Regions from separate parts of the Homo sapiens genome. Here region 1 is linked to region 2. Evidence: chromatin loops called from intact Hi-C (ENCODE). Cell type or tissue: PC-3. All regions are shown on one strand. Each heading gives the region's core, and the rest is flanking DNA. Links, peaks and the distances in the headings are about the cores only.

Region 1 (2,920 bases), core at 261-2,760, 50 kb after region 2:
TAACAGGCATATTTCTCAGCAGGGTCACTGTTGGAATTTAGAGTGGTGCTGCCTATCCGTGACAGGATGTTTTGCAAATCTAGTCCCTCCCACTTTGCTTATAATATCCTTCCCCAGTCGTTGTGACACCTCAAACACACTCCTACATATTTCCTAATGCCCTGAGTACAGTATCATCTCTTTTGAAAACCACCAATTATTACACTAAGGGAAAGCTGCAAGCTTTCTTTTTTTATTTCTTCTTTTTTTTTTTTTTTTGGAAAACTGATTGTTTTGGGAGGATTTACATTTTCTTTGGATTCACAGATGTCTCTGTTTAAAGGCAATACTTTTACAAGAGAATGTGTTACTTTAAGAAGACAGACTTGTACTTAATTTGATGTAAATTGATCTGAAAATATCAGTAATTAAGATTTACCCATATTCTAGGAAGAAACTGCGTAATGGGTATAGAGTTTTATTTTGGAGTGACAAACATTTTGGAACTAGATGTAAGTGGTGGTTGCACGGCATTGCGAACGTAGTAAATGCCATTGAATTGATTATTTTAGTCGTGTGAATTTTACCTCAATTTTTTTTGGAAGTTGGAAAAAAATCAGCCCTTATTTTAAATCAGTTGCTTCAATGTTAAGTGTGAATAAACTTTGACTAGATTCCATGAAGAAACTGATTTGTGTTTCTTCTGTTCAGTGAACTACCTCTAATACCCATAGTCCCTGACACATAGTAGGAGCTCAGTAAAAACTTGTTGATGAATTAAAGGCAAATTAGAATTTTTCTTTTTTTAAGAGGTAAAGTCTCACTATTTTGCCCAGGCTGGACTCAAACTTTTGGGCTCAGGCAATCTTTCCTAGTAGCTGAGGCTATAGGCATGCCTTACCATGCCCAGTTTAGGATTTTTTTAGTGGCTTTTTACTACCTATTTGTAACTTCATGGTTACTATTCCAGTGGCCAGTTTAGATTTTTAACTGAGGCCATATATTTAATGCAACAAATATTTGAGATTTTAAAGCCGAATCACCCATTATTATGTGTCAGGCACTGTATTTTTAAAAATGCAACCTTCACACCAATTGTGAGTCAAAAGTTATAATTTATACAACATGAAGTGGCTTAAAAATGTTTTCCAGGGTTACATGGATAGAGATTTGGGCCCATAATGTCTTTCCCCAGAGCTGCTGTATACCCTCTCTCCTCCAGCAGAAGTTAAGGTTGGAATTTTCAGGCCAACGCATCATTGGATACTTAAGTCTTGGGTTGCATAGCACTGCTGACTAAAGCTCACTGATTTGACCCAAGTAGTTGGGGAAGTACTTATTTGGTCCTTAAGCAATAGGATCTGTTGGTGTGAGCCCCACCCTAAAGCAGCCTAGGCCCACCCTTCGATGTATTTTTGTAAAGCCTTTGTTCATTTGCCTATCCAGAATGAGGTCTGCAGCCCATACCACCATGAAAACCTCCACAGTACCCTGTTTAATGCTGCCAATTTTGTATACCTTGTTCTTGCCCCCTTGTCACCATGAATGAGTCAAATGATGAGTAAGTGGAAATTGTTTGTGGTGTATGGCTAGACAGCACAGTAGTGGCCAAGAAACATTTGGGCTCTGTCAGCCTGAAACTTCAGCATGAGAGCCCCTGACATATGGGGTGATAGTTTTCCATGTAGATGGGGTTTGCCCCTTCCCTTGCCAGAATTAAGTATTTTAGCCATTTTTTTTTCCATACTAGTCTTTTCCATATTAGGGTTCCATAAAAAGAAATCGCTTTTTCCTGGGTAACTCAGAAAGGACTTTCCATTGTCCCCACACTGCCCTGTCTGGTGCTATGGCTGCCATGAGTTTTTATCAGCTGTGTGTCACCCATCTCTCCTCCACTTTGGACACTTTCTTTTAGTTGCCAGCATTCTATAATATGGCAAACAACCAGATGATATAACCTTTAACCAATTATATGGAAGCAGGCATTTAAATGTCTTGAGGGCCTGGACACCTGGCCTCCCAGACTTGATAACTGTTCATTCTGCATTTGGAACTGGGAGCCCCAGAGCTTTGGCCTTCCCATAAGTAGCAAGGTGTTATTATATATATACTTTGGGTCGAAATAGACCTTTGGTCTGGGTTTACCTGTCAACATGCTACTCTGGTTTGATTGCAGAGAGGCTAGGAGACAGTGATGAGTAAGCACATGTCTGCCTGCTCAGGGTATAGGACTTGAAGTAGGAAGAAGGGTCCTTAATCGACCCTCTGTATTATTTTGAGGACAATAATTTGGCTTCACTTAATTTTTTGTCATTGTAGTTTTATTTTTTGGGTAAATTTGTATGTTCTCCACCAGAATTTTGAACCTCTATTTTAATTCCATTCCTGAGATTTTTTTAGAGTATCAAAAGTGATATGATCTTATTACTGAGAATAACACTTTGGAATTTAGTTGAGAGCTGATGTTTCTAGAACCTCCATCTGTTCCCCCTCTAGACTTGTAAGGAGTCCAGGGCAGCAGAATTCATCGGTCTGCATTTCCTTCCTTGTTACATAGTGACCCAGTGGAATTGAACTGGGTACTCCTCCTCTATCCAGTTCCTCCTCTTGCCATCACTAGAAGCTTTAAGGAAAAGAGGGAGAGTAGGTAGCACACATTTGTATCTGTCAAAGTAATCAGGGAGCCACCTTAAAAACCTTTTCAGTGCAGTTATCTCAAGGGTTATCCTTTTGAGGACTAAATATACATATTTCTTGGTTTTTCTAAGAACCAGCAGGTTGTTCTGTTGTGGATTTTCAAATTAGGGCTGTGGTTGATGTTAACTCTGGGCATGTCCCTGCTGTTAAGCAATTAGAGTGATGGATGATTTATTGTTTTTGGAAGATTAAAAGAGGCCCCCTTTAAAGAACCACCCCCAGTCTTTTTTCTAGTTAAAAATGT
Region 2 (2,920 bases), core at 314-2,813:
TTGCCTCTCATATGATGAGCCCTGTCTGCGGGGTGGGCAGGAAGGGCCCTCTTTTTGCATCCTGCTTTGTCAAGTAATGTCAGTGTCCTTGAATCTGAGTAGTCGTATCTCCTGATGTTCTTAGATTTAACAAAAAATCGTGAGTGTTTGCATTTCACATCCTTAAAGGAGACGGGGCACTCAGCTGTGTAGTTCTTCAAAGCTTAACTTAAAACATTGTAGGCCGGGCGCGGTGGCTCACGCCTGTAATCCTAGCACTTTGGGAGGCCGAGGTGGAAGGATCACGAGATCAGGAGATTGAGACTGTCCTGTGTCACACGGTGAAAACCGTGTTCTTGAGAATCGGAAAAAAACCATTAATAGTAATAAAACGCTCGGAGAATGTCAGAAAGAAAGGATGTATGTTTATTTACCTATTTTTTTCTGTTTGAGACAGGGTCTCACTCTGTCACCCACACTGGAGTGCAGTGGCATCTCTACTAAAAATACAAAAAATTAGCCCGGCGTGGTGGTACGCGCCTGTAGGCCCAGCTACTCGGGAGGCTGAGGCAGGATAATCGCTTGAACCCGGAAGGCAGGTTGCAGTGAGCTGAGATCGCGCCACTGCACTCCAGCCTGGGCGACAGCACGAGACTCCGTCTCAACAAAACAAAACAAAACAAATCAGAAAGCCAGCATTGTAGATATAGAACCAAGTTTGCTTTCCTGGGCTTAACTTTTTTAGTCAGTTGGATTGCAGACAGCTGGTCTAAGGCGCATTCCCCTTCGTCCATTCTCCCCAGCTATCCAATCTTCTGCACTTCTCAGGGCTTAAAAGCTTGACATGATTAAGTCCTGCTTTTTCTTCTGAAAATCTCTTACGTGCATTCATTCCTTTCCTTTCTATTGCCTTTGCTGCGGTTAAGACTTTCATTCCTGTGTGTCCCCTCCCTTGCTCCATTGCCTTTACTCATTCATTGCTCCCTCCCTCCCTGGTTCAACTTGTGTTAGAGTAATCCTCCTGCAAAAAGTCATTCTCCTGCCCTGGAACCTACTAGAGCCTCCTGTCACCTGTCTCATTCAGCCTAAACTCCTCCTCTGACTTACAAAACGATTAATCCAACCCCACTTTATTTTTCCAATGTTCTGGTTTAGCACCTTTCAGCTTAAATCTCCACTGTAGTAGTCTCTGCCTTTGCTGTGCGTTCTGCCTCCTCTGGGTTCTGCTTTTGCTCAAGACTCATCGCAAGCATGGAGAATGACTCCTTTGCTATGCAGAAGAGCCCTGCTGGTCCTGCCAGACCTGCCCAATGCCTGTTTTCTTGGCTGTCCTTGCCACACAGTTTAGCCAAGCTGTTTGGGAAAGGTGTGTCTTACAGTTTCTTGCTAGTATGTGCTCCTGCTTGTTGATCTTTGTGATATGTATTACTCATAAGTCAACCCTCCCACTTGTAAGAAATTCTTTTTTTTCTCCCCTTGAGACTCATAGGTAAGAGTTGAATGCCACAATCAGGGCTTTTTTGTTCTGAATTTGTTTTGGAGTTTGTTTTACTTTCTTGAAGGAGGAGAAAACCATTATTTTGATTTTAAAAACTAAGAACAGGAAAGCAAATTTGATCCAACATCTATAATATTTTAAGTTAGGCTGTGGAAGAGCAGCAGATTTAGAGGAAGGAAGATTTAGAGCAAAGAAGAGTTTTTCAACTATAGTGTCTCTGCTCAAAATAAGATAAGATGAACTGTCTTGTGTCCCACCAAGTGGTTTGCTTGTGTTTTGCCTTTAAAATGTGAATTCACTGCCTTTTGCAAATGCTAGAGTAGAGAAGAATGTGGAGCTTAGTTAGGTGGGCCTCCAATGACTGCAGAGGGGCGAAATGGAAACTACTAGTAGACAGTGATAGTGCGCATGCAGGTTGAAAAACAGGCACTGACTCTGTACCAGTGACCACTTTTGTTAAAGGGAAGATTTGTCGTAGAAAGCAGTACTTCAGCTGGCTTTTGAAGAGCCAAATATTCCCAGGTACCTGACCTTCCAGACAGAGGTGGTTGTGGAGCAAAGGCCCAGAAAACATGGAGTGTCATGGTAAAAGGTGTCCAGGTGCTCCTGGGAAAGATGAAGGCTGAGGTACCAAAATGCCAGGCTAAGGTCATTGGACCTTATTTAATAGTCAGTGAGGATTTTGAGAAGCATGGAATCTTCCTGAAACAGAAGACCAACAGTGAAATGAACATTGTTGCAAGTTAGCCTTGGGCATGAGGGGGTAGGGGGTGGTAAGGTTTTTACAGGGACAGGGCAGCTGTGTGGTGGATGTAGGGATTTAGGGGTCGGTTTTAAGCCAGGTGGCAGGAGGGATGGTTAAGTTGTTTGACCTATTGACTGGTGGGGCCACCAGCTCATCAACATTTAAGGAAGACTTCTCTGGTGCCAGGGAGTGTATTGACGGTTGCCCCTTGACCTCAAGAATCACGTTGCCTCTTAGGGGAGACAGACATGGGGAAGATACAGTAAAGTGTGATACATACAACAACTGCAATGTGTGCAAGGTGTTTCTGTAACACAGGAATGGAAGGGTTGCTCTGCCAGCCGGTTTCCTAGGTAGCAGGGAGGTCCTGGCAGAGGGAAGAAGCTGTGTGCAATCACAGGGGCATGGAAGAGGGCAGTTGCATCACAGATTCCTCCAGTGGATCACAAAGTGCTTGGGGCCTGCTGAAGAACATGGATTTTACCTGCAAGTAGTCAGTGGAGAGTCGTGGAAGAGTTAGGGGGACATGAGAAATTTACATTTCCACAAATGCCTCAGTGTTTACACCTCTGGGCTGGGGCTGCTCAGTGTGGTCTGTTGCTGGTTTTCAATAGTAAGAGTACAGAAATTGAAAATAAGGGTTGAGTAACTTTTATGCAATTTGGCATTAATACAGGGGCTAGAGAGGCAATGTCTAA

The links. Hi-C counts contacts between places; a loop is a spot of excess contacts. Peaks named below come from ENCODE experiments on the same cell type or tissue, not always from the same donor. Only the 100,000 strongest peaks of a DNase experiment are listed, where the experiment ranks them.
Region 1: a loop joins it to region 2, with 5 times the contacts of the local background. A loop is called at or near these places in 59 of 110 quality-filtered maps.

The regions. Positions count from the first base shown.
Region 1 is chr16:48,555,632-48,558,551 of GRCh38, reverse strand. The region is part of intron 2 of N4BP1 (NEDD4 binding protein 1); the gene reads left to right. Among named protein-coding and RNA genes, the nearest start is that of N4BP1, 53 kb to the left of the region's middle. RefSeq lists a silencer at 1,140-1,434. In PC-3, for the core only: no CTCF peak of the experiment used is centred there; a DNase peak (open chromatin) is centred at 1,531; H3K27ac peaks cover 301 bases.
Region 2 is chr16:48,605,604-48,608,523 of GRCh38, reverse strand. The region is part of intron 1 of N4BP1 (NEDD4 binding protein 1); the gene reads left to right. Among named protein-coding and RNA genes, the nearest start is that of N4BP1, 3.1 kb to the left of the region's middle. In PC-3, for the core only: no CTCF peak of the experiment used is centred there; DNase peaks (open chromatin) are centred at 943 and 1,323; H3K4me3 peaks cover 1,586 bases; H3K27ac peaks cover 1,726 bases.